Linked DNA regions of Homo sapiens: region 2 is linked to region 1. A link is a loop called in an ENCODE intact Hi-C map of the cell type or tissue named here. Cell type or tissue: natural killer cell. All regions are shown on one strand. Each heading gives the region's core, and the rest is flanking DNA. Links, peaks and the distances in the headings are about the cores only.

Evidence for each region. Hi-C counts contacts between places; a loop is a spot of excess contacts. Peaks named below come from ENCODE experiments on the same cell type or tissue, not always from the same donor. Only the 100,000 strongest peaks of a DNase experiment are listed, where the experiment ranks them.
Region 2: it touches region 1 in a loop (2.7-fold over the local background); 9 of 110 quality-filtered maps call a loop at or near these places.

The regions. Positions count from the first base shown.
Region 1 is chr10:45,005,968-45,011,359 of GRCh38, forward strand. No RefSeq gene overlaps it. Among named protein-coding and RNA genes, the nearest start is that of ZNF22, 7.7 kb to the left of the region's middle. In natural killer cell, for the core only: CTCF peaks have their summits at 2,834 (motif pointing right) and 3,039; a DNase peak (open chromatin) is centred at 2,844.
Region 2 is chr10:45,578,211-45,583,602 of GRCh38, forward strand. It overlaps a transcript of MARCHF8 not described here. Among named protein-coding and RNA genes, the nearest start is that of MARCHF8, 46 kb to the left of the region's middle. In natural killer cell, for the core only: no CTCF peak of the experiment used is centred there; DNase peaks (open chromatin) are centred at 2,391 and 2,921; H3K4me3 peaks cover 1,114 bases; H3K27ac peaks cover 2,808 bases.

The DNA.
Region 1 (5,392 bases), core at 321-5,320:
TGGAGCCAGCCTTGATCTAGAGATGTCCCAGGGTTTTCAGAGTGTAGTGACTATGGGATTTGGGGTTGTCTTCCTTGGGTAGAAGGTATGTTGTGTGTGGAAGGAGGAAAGAGGGATATTTGGTGAGCAAATACCCAAATACCCCACGTTTCCTGGCACCCTTACAGTGCTGTGAGAAACAACACTAGGTCTGCCCATTTGAGTTAGTGATGTTTTTAAAAGCTGTTGGGTGATTCTCTGTGCTCCTATTTCCCAGGCCAAAGTGGAGCTGACATTTAGGTAGTTCCTGAGTCTCTTGCCAACCTGCTTTAGGTATCCCATGAGTGAGAAATAAACTGTTGAGATAGGCCACAGATTTCAGTGTAGATTTGGTACCTGTCCTGATTGATGCACCCATCCTGCTTTTTTTGTGCATCTCTGGAGCCAATCATCAGTCTTAAAAGTTCTATCCTTTTAGTGGCCTGATGAGAAAAAACAGCTTTTTGAGTTCATATTGAGAAACACTGCCTCGCCTCCCCCACATTGTCTTTCTGTTTCTAGCCGATACTCTGTAATACTTCCATACTTCCATACTTCCTTTTTTTTTTTTTTTTTTTTTTTTTTTTTTGTCCTGGGACCCTTCTCTTTGTTCCTTACTGAGACTTAAAGGCAGCATTAAAGCTTGTTTGTGTGTTTTATTTGTATCCCATGACTCTCTGGCCTGGGTTGAAAGTCCCCACACACAGAGTTGCTAGAATGTCCTGTGATATCAGCCCTGGAAGTTGAAAATCTGTCCTGAGACTGATATGTGTCTTCAAACATGGGAGAAAGGGGTGACTGTCCCTCCACCATGCAGAGTCTGAGTGTGACAGGACCCATGAGAGGATGCTGAGTGGGTGCCAGGAGGACTCACCTCCAAGAGCAAGAGCCTGGTCCCTGTTGCACATTGATTTCAAACAGACCAACCAGCTTGGACAATTGAACTTCCCAATTGCAGTCATGATGAACTGAAGACCAGAGGACCTTCCTCCAATTTCCTGGTCCACATGAAGCGCTAGATTGTAATGTAACCCTAGATATGTTGAGGGGACTCCAAAGTAGGATTTCTCACCACACTGGTAAAATAGGGGGACTGCCTATTTTAGTCTCATTTAGGGATAAGTATAATGGCTGTTTCCTAAATTCAGAGTTCTGTAGTAAACTGATAACTAAGAGATTCTTTTCTGTCATTTTTCAAATAAAGCATTGTGACATCTGGTGAAAGAATTACTTTTTTCTTGTTTTATTGTTCAGAAGAGGTGCAAATTAATCCAGAACAGTTTGAAATGGATAAATTTTACTGCTGAGTGATGGAAAGAGACAAAAATGACAGAAACATAATTCATAGCTGCATTCCTTACAGTAAATCCAAGCACAAATAGCTCTATTGCTTAGAATCATTGCATTTAAATATAGAAAGAACAAATCTTTCATAGTCTTTTTATGGATGATAATTTTTTTCCTTTGATCCACATGGTTGGTAATGTATCAGAATAGATTGAGCAACTTAGTCCTACTAAGTAATGGCATTTTATAATTCTGGTGTTATAATATCTGACAGTATTTTATTTAGAACTTTTACGTCAATATACATCAACTGACATAGTTGTAAGTTTCTTTGTATGTTATCTTTGTCATAAATGTCGATTACGTCGTAGAGCATTTCAGGAACTGTGCCAAGTTCATAACACCAGGTTACTAATGTGTTATGCTACCTCCCAATTTGTCAAGAGACATCTCAGGCACAGATTTTTTGAATTCAGGAATTCAGGATGGGTATGCCAATTTAAATGAAGCTTCTGAGATGAGTAACCTTAAATCCCAGAGAGAACCTGGTTATATCTCTATGTTCAGGGCAATCTAAATGGGTCCCCTAGGATACAAGAAGCCTCTCTATTCAGTGGGATTAAAAGGCTAAATATCAGAATTTAAGCAGGTGAGTCAAAGAGGGGACAATATGATGATTCAGGGGCAAACAGTCATGAAGAGAAGTTCAGGTTCAGTGAGAAAACTGAGTCCATTCTGTGTATTCCACATAGTTTAATATAGCTAGTTAGACTTTCTGTTATGTCCATGTTTCTTCTTTGCCTGATAAGTTCACCACTTCAGTTTAACCCAGCATCTGTATTCCATTTTCTCTATTAGAATAATTGGTCTGGTTTCTCTTTTTGTGGCTAGACTTTGGCTGAAAGGACAATAATAAGAGAAATAAAACTACAAGGAGCTACTATTTCTTATGTATCAAAAGTGTAAAACCTACTCTGTTGGTAAGGCTGTGGAGAACCAGCCAAACTAAGGCTGATGGTGGGATACAAAATGTTACAACCCATACTGAGGAGGGATTTGGCAATATCTAGCAGAAGTATATATGCATTTACTCTCTGATCCAGAAATTATATTTCCAGAGTTTGTTTCCAAAGATACAGTACCAACAATATGAAACAACGTATACACATGGCTGCACATTTTTATAGAAAAAACTCATTTCCCACTAAGGCATCTGGCTCCAATGTAGTGTCATGTATTTGTTCAATAATAGGCTTTTTATGATGCTCTCATGACCTTTGCTTGTGCTGTAGTACCATACGTCATTTTCAGAAGTCAGCTTGCGTCGCTTTGTGCAGGACCCAGAGTGTAGTTTAGTAAGTGCTCTTGAGGAGATTAAGTGTCACTGCTGATGCAAACCAGCAAATTAAATTCCCAGGCTCAGTTGGAAATACTTCAGTCCAGTGAGGGCGCTGCATAAGTAGAGGAAATAGCCACATCAAAACTTCATTGTTAGAAGACACTTTTTCTATTTGACGTTACACAAAACTGTCACTAGATGGCAGCAAAGGAGAGATCATGGAAAACAGCGTGTCCTGTAGTTTCTCCACATTCAACTTGCACAGGTTGAGTGTCCCTTATCTGAAATGCTGGAGACCGGATGTGTGTCAGAATTCAGATTTTTAATTATTTTTTGGAATATTTGTATGTACATGATGAGGTATCTTGGGGATGGGACTCAAGTCTAAACATGAAGTTCATGTGTTTATTATATCCCTTGTATACATAGCCTGAAGGTAATATTTTTAATAATTCTGCACATGAAACAAAGTTTTGACTGTGACCTATCACATGAGGTCAGGTGAGGAATTTTCCACTTGTGGCGTCACATTGACATTCAAAAAGTTGGGTTTTTTTTTAATTTTATTTATTATTATTATACTTTAAGTTTTAGGGTACATGTGCACAATGTGCAGGTTAGTTACATATGTATACGTGTGCCATGCTGGTGCGCTGCACCCACTAACTCGTCATCTAGCATTAGGTATATCTCCCAATGCTATCCCTCCCCCTTCCCCCACCCCACAACAGTCCCCAGAGTGTGATGTTCCCCTTCCTGTGTCCATGTGTTCTCATTGTTTAATTCCCACCTATGAGTGAGAATATGCAGTGTTTGGTTTTTTGTTCTTGCGATAGTTTACTGAGAATGATGATTTCCAATTTCATCCATGTCTCTACAAAGGACATGAACTCATCATTTTTTATGGCTGCATAGTATTCCATGGTGTATATGTGCCACATTTTCTTAATCCAGTCTATCATTGTTGGACATTTGGGTTGGTTCCAAGTCTTTGCTATTATGAATAATGCCGCAGTAAACATACGTGTGCATGTGTCTTTATAGCAGCATGATTTATAGTCCTTTGGGTATATACCCAGTAATGGGATGGCTGGGTCAAATGGTATTTCTAGTTCTAGATCCCTGAGGAATCGCCACACTGACTTCCACAATGGTTGAACTAGTTTATAGTCCCACCAACAGTGTAAAAGAGTTCCTATTTCTCCATATCCTCTCCAGCACCTGTTGTTTCCTGACTTTTTAATGATTGCCATTCTAACTGGTGTGAGATGGTATCTCATTGTGGTTTTGATTTGCATTTCTCTGATGGCCAGTGATGGTGAGCATTTTTTCATGTGTTTTTTGGCTGCATAAATGTCTTCTTTTGAGAAGTGTCTGTTCATGTCCTTTGCCCACTTTTTGATGGGGTTGTTTGTTTTTTTCTTGTAAATTTGTTTGAGTTCATTGTAGATTCTGGATATTAGCCCTCTGTCAGATGAGTAGGTTGCAAAAATTTTCTCCCATTTTGTAGGTTGCCTGTTCACTCTGATGGTAGTTTCTTTTGCTGTGCAGAAGCTCTTTAGTTTAATTAGATCCCATTTGTCAATTTTGGCTTTTGTTGCCATTGCTTTTGGTGTTTTAGACATGAAGTCCTTGCCCATGCCTATGTCCTGAATGGTAATGCCTAGGTTTTCTTCTAGGGTTTTTATGGTTTTAGGTCTAACGTTTAAGTCTTTAATCCATCTTGAATTGATTTTTGTATAAGGTGTAAGGAAGGGATCCAGTTTCAGCTTTCTACATATGGCTAGCCAGTTTTCCCAGCACCATTTATTAAATAGGGAATCCTTTCCCCATTGCTGGTTTTTCTCAGGTTTGTCAAAGATCAGATAGTTGTAGATATGCAGCGTTATTTCTGAGGGCTCTGTTCTGTTCCATTGATCTATATCTCTGTTTTGGTACCAGTACCATGCTGTTTTGGTTACTGTAGCCTTGTAGTATAGTTTGAAGTCAGCTAGTGTGATGCCTCCAGCTTTGTTCTTTTGGCTTAGGATTGACTTGGCGATGCAGGCTCTTTTTTGGTTCCATATGAACTTTAAAGTAGTTTTTTCCAATTCTGTGAAGAAAGTCATTGGTAGCTTGATGGGGATGGCATTGAATCTATAAATTACCTTGGGCAGTATGGCCATTTTCATGATATTGATTCTTCCTACCCATGAGCATGGAATGTTCTTCCATTTGTTTGTATCCTCTTTTATTTCATTGAGCAGTGGTTTGTAGTTCTCCTTGAAGAGGTCCTTCACATCCCTTGTAAGTTGGATTCCTAGGTATTTTATTCTCTTTGAAGCAATTGTGAATGGGAGTTCACTCATGATTTGGCTCTCTGTTTGTCTGTTGTTGGTGTATAAGAATGCTTGTGATTTTTGTACATTGATTTTGTATCCTGAGACTTTGCTGAAGTTGCTTATCAGCTTAAGGAGATTTTGGGCTGAGACAATGGGGTTTTCTAGATATACAATCATGTCATCTGCAAACAGAGACAATTTGACTTCCTCTTTTCCTAATTGAATACCCTTTATTTCCTTCTCCTGCCTAATTGCCCTGGCCAGAACTTCCAACACTATGTTGAATAGGAGTGGTGAGAGAGGGCATCCCTGTCTTGTGCCAGTTTTCAAAGGGAATGCTTCCAGTTTTTGCCCATTCAGTATGATATTGGCTGTGGGTTTGTCATAGATAGCTCTTACTATTTTGAGATACGTCCCATCAATACCT
Region 2 (5,392 bases), core at 186-5,185, 570 kb after region 1:
CCTCGAAGAAAAGCTGATTTGAGGGGTGGGCCATACAAAATGAGCCCAGATCATCTTGTTGCACCAGAAAGTAAATAGGTACTCAAAGAATTCTGGAGACATATGAAAACACAGAAGCCAGTTTGAAAGAGTTTACACAGACCAAATTTGGGATGATTTTAGTATCAAGATAATAACAGTAATGAGTTACAGACCACTAAATAAGAATATGTATATGAATCATTCAAATAAATAATTGAACAAATAAATAAATGGGATGTGGAGGGAGGAGGGAAAGGTCTTCCTTACAGTAGAATGCCAATCAATAGCTACAGAAGGAAGCATGCAGTTGGAAAGTCATCACTGGACGCTAAAACTAGTGGGTGAAAGTTTGATGAGGAACAGGATATTAACACATTGTCAACAAATATTAACTTCAAAGAGAAAAACAGTATCATGGCAGTAGAGAAATCTGGCAGATACCAACTAAACCAACTGTTTGATGTTATCAGCAATATTAGAACAAACTGACATCAGGTTGCTCCTAATATGCTGCACTGAGAAAAATAAAAATCACTTTTTTGTTATCCTTGCATAAAATGCATGAACTGAATCTAACCATGAGGAAATTTCAGACAAGTAAAAAGTGAGGGACATTCTAAAAAAATAACTGATCTGTACTCTTCCAAAAGATCAATGTCAAGAATGACAATGAAAGGTTAACAAAGTACTCCAGATTAAAGGAGACTAAAGAAATATGATAATTTCATGGCGATTCAGGACTGGATACTGGACATGGAAAACAAAAGGGCAATAAAGGACATTATAGGGACAACTGTTGAAACTGCACTATGAATTAGATAACAACACCGTACCAATTGTTAAATTTCTTGACTGCTAATTTTACTGTGGTTATGCAAGAGAATACCCTGGCTCTTAGAAATACATGTTGAAGTATTCTTAGGACTTATACAACTTAAACTCAAATGAATCACAAAAAATACATTCACATATATGCATAAAAAGAAAGGGGGAAAGAGTGATAAAGCTAATGAGGTAAAATACAAACAACTGGTGAATCTTAGTAAATTATATGTAGTAATTCTCTATATTCTTTGTGTATTTTTTCTGTAAGTTACACATAAAGCAAAAGACATAACTAGAAAACTAGGTAAGCTTTTTTTTTTTACAAAAATGACAGACAAAAAGTCACTACCTTTCATATATAAACAAGCTATATAAAGCAAATTTCTTTTAAAAAGCACTATAACCCCTCCAAAAGATTAACAGGAAAAGGACATGTACAGCCAACTGCACAAAAGAAGCTAATGAAGTTTTAAAGGAAAGCAAAAACAAAAAGTCAATGAAAGATGAGATGTTTTCCACCTGTTAAATCGGTAATTTTCTTTTTAGAAAACATCAACATTGGCAAGGATGTCCTAAAATGGCCACTCAACACCTTGCTAGTGGAAGCATTAATTAGAATCTTTTAGGAAAGCAGTTCAGCAATATGAATCAAGAGCCTTAAAAATATCCACACCAGGCCAGGCGTGGTGGCTCACGCCTATAATCCCAGCACTTTGGGAGGCAGAGGTGGGTGGATTACCTGAGATCAGGAGTTCGAGACCAGCCTGGCCAACATGGTGAAACCCTGTCTCTACTAAAAATACAAAAGTTAGCCGGACGTGGTGGCGGGCATTGTAATCCCAGCTACTCGGGAGGCTGAGACAGGAGAATTGCTTGAACTCGGGAGGCGGAGGTTGCAGTGAGCCGAGATCATACCACTGCACTCCAGCCTGAAAGACTCCGTCTCCAAAAAAAAAAAAAAAAAAAAAAAAAAAATCCACAGTATTCTACTTCATGACACTATCTGAAAGAAATAATCTAAACTGTGGACTAAAATTTATGCTGAAGATATTCATCAAATGATAACTATAATAGCAAAATTCTTAAAATAATCCACATTAAACAATAGCGAAATCATTACGTAAACAACTTAGGATATAACCACAAAACGCAATATGCAGTCATTAGAAGTTATTTAAAATCAGGAAATATGACATAATAAATGTTAAGAGAATAAAGTTTACAAAATGGGCAGTTAGGATGATCTTAAGTAAAAAAAAAAATTCATAAAGCTCAGAACAGACATATTATAAACAGTGACTGTTTGAAAATGAAAATAAGTAGGGAATATGAACACCTGTCCCAGTCTCCAGTTTATGAGATCTCACCCCTCACCATCTGTGAACTACCACCGCTTACATGATGGTGCCTGTCTCACTCCCTGTGCACTCCAAGTATTTCTTGAGGCCATGGCACCATACCTGGCTGCATTCAGTAAACATTTGCTGCTTCAAATTTACAAACTCTCCCACCTCATTTCATATATGTAAAAAATGTATCTAGCTATTTAAGTCACCTGAAAACTGAAACTATATTGAATATGAAGTTCGTCAAGAACCAGTTTCACTTTTCTTTGCTTCTTTCAAATAAAAACATTAAGGAGGAAACATGCTTGGAGCTTTCGTTAACAACAGACTCCAAGGCAGGCTTGAGACAATATAAAGATACCACATACCTGATTAGTATTGTGCGCTAGGACCACCGGTGGTATTGTCAGTTTATTTTCATGTCAAAGATCATTTGCTTTAGCAGTCTAATCTTAGCTACCACAAAAAAACACACCCATCTGTGTGCTGCCAGAGCTTAGCCCCTACCCAGGGCCACACCTGACTCCAGCTCTGCCCTATTCCCCACTGATTCCACCTTCTACTTGGCAACTTTCTGCCTAATTAGCTAAGCAGAGCACAGTCAGGTAAGAGGAGGCTGTGAGCAAGGCTGGGAACACGGAGAAACCAGACAAGAGTAGGAAGACCTTAACCATGGCAGAGGACCAGCTGAGCGGTATTCGTAAGTCTGTGGTTCTCAACAGGGGCAGTTTATCACCCCAGGGGATTTTGCCAGTGTCTTGGAGATATTTTTAGTTGCCACAATTGTGGTGGTGCTAATGGCACCTAGTAGGAAGAGGCCAGGGATGCTACTGAACATCCTACAATACACAGAACAGTTCCCCACAACAAAGAATTATCCAACCCCAACTGTCAGCAGAGCTAAGGTCAAGAAATCCTACCACAGACTGATGCATCCACTAATACAGTGGAGTCTACTGCACAGTACAATTCAGCAGGAACAAGACACCCAGTGGTTAGAGGAGACCTGAGGTAGTTCAGGAAATGTAAACACACACATTACCTCCTCACTCAGATGCTAAGGTGATCAAAATTCTACCTCAAGAATTGGGAATGAGGGCATTGTAATTAATTAATTAATCAAATAAAACTAGTAAGAATGCTTTTTTCCCCAAGGGCTTGCTCCTATAAATATCTTATATTTCTTCAAAGACTGCTTCACAGCAGAAACTGTAAGAAGATAATACTATCAAAATTGCCCAGACTGGTAAACATCTCCAGAAAACTTGGCAACACACCCACATAATCAATGACAAATTTAATTTAGCTGTGTATCTCAACAGGCCCTTCCTACTAGGTGCCATTAGCACCCCCACAGTTGTGGCAACTAAAAACTCAAACTCAAAGTTCCCAGCTTAGTTTACGGGGAAAGTGTCAAGCTTTCAAAGATCACTCAAAAAGAAGAAAAGGGCTGCTTTCCCAGATGAATCATCAAGAACTACACAAGACTTAAAGGAGTAACATTTTCAAAACTGAGAACAGTACTTAGGCACTTCAACCAAAAAAAAAAAAAAAGCAGATTTTCAAAAAAGTATATGAATCATCATTATTATAATTTGGTTAAAGTAATGACCAATGAGTCACGCCACAATATGTTTTTTAAAATTATTTTAACAACCTTATCATGCCATAATGTCCACCTATGGGAGGCCAAAAGGTTAGAGAAGCCATCCAGTACTATCCCTGGCTGGCTGGGACTTAAATAACTTCAACCTGTCTCTAAAGCATCATTTTGCCTATCTACCTTGACCTCTGTCCTTTCAGTGTTAGGAAATACCCACCACTTAAGGTGGCCCCCTTCAATGTTGGACAGGAATTAACTGTTAGGAGTGTGTCCATTATGCTGAATCCAGAGCACCTCCCGTTCAACTACAGCTATTAGTTTTGAATCACATGAAACCAGCCTAATTATTCTCTATACAGCAGCCCTTCAAGTTTCCATATTATCTTGTCTTTCTCATCCAAGCCTTTTTCTTCTCCAAGTTGTAAAATGCACTCCCCCCACAAGCTGTTACAGTTAGCTATTTAAGTGATACAATTAAGATTAAACAGGAGACCAAAAAAACCAGAATGGCAGAACTGAAAGGAATCAGAGACCAGCCAGTTCAAACCCAATCCCATTTTTATAAATGAGTAAACAAGGCAGAGAGAGGTGAGGCAAGGCTGCTTGCCAGAGGTCAAGCTATTCAGAAAAGTCAGGAGCAGAATTCAAGTTTCCTAACTCTTTCGCCCCTCAGAACTGTATCAAGTTGTACAGATGTTGTGTGAAAGGATTGACAGTTTTTGTTTTATAAAAATATAAATACTGAGAGAAAAGATGATCCATCTACCAAGAATCTGTATTAAAAAGTGATGCAGGTGAAAAAAACTAGGTAACTTAACTTAAAAAATACATAAGAAAGGAAATGTAGTCATAGACTACTACCTGGCTTTGCAGATGAATAGTTAAGTTGTCACTAACTAAATATTTCTTATTGATTTCACTAAAAATACGGATGTAACCACAGTCAGAGAGTGGGAAATGGTAAATGAGGAGTTTAAGATGTCCAAATCCTCACCTATCAAACTGGGAAGGCAATGCATAATATTTAAAGTGGATAAACAAATAACAGTGGAATAAAATGTTTAGAAATATTAAAAATAGGTATTATAACAAGAATAGAGTTTGCCTCTATTTTTCATTGCAAGACTTTATGCTCGCTATTTTTAAACAATGTCCAAGTATTATTTTGATAAAAATTTCAACATTAATTTTAAGATACAGAAAAATAAGGGATCGGTAATAGATAATGTTGTAGGCAAGTGAATAGGGGAAAGAACACCAAAACACCATTAGTGGGAGTACAGACTGAAATAAAAACGGGACAACCAATTGCCACTATCCAATTTAAATCTCCTTTGACCAGGCAATTCCACTTCTAGGGCTCTAGACTAAGAATACACCCATAAATGTTCAAAGATATATATATGAGAATGATCACTGTGACACCATTTTAAAAGATACAAATCAGAGCACACTAAATATCAACTAACAGGGGAAGGGCTGAATAATTCATGAATATATGTACCCATATATTCTTCACACTCATCCCACAAATATTTATTGATTGCTAGGTACTAAGTATAGAATAGTAAATAAAACTCAACCTGCAAAGGAATAC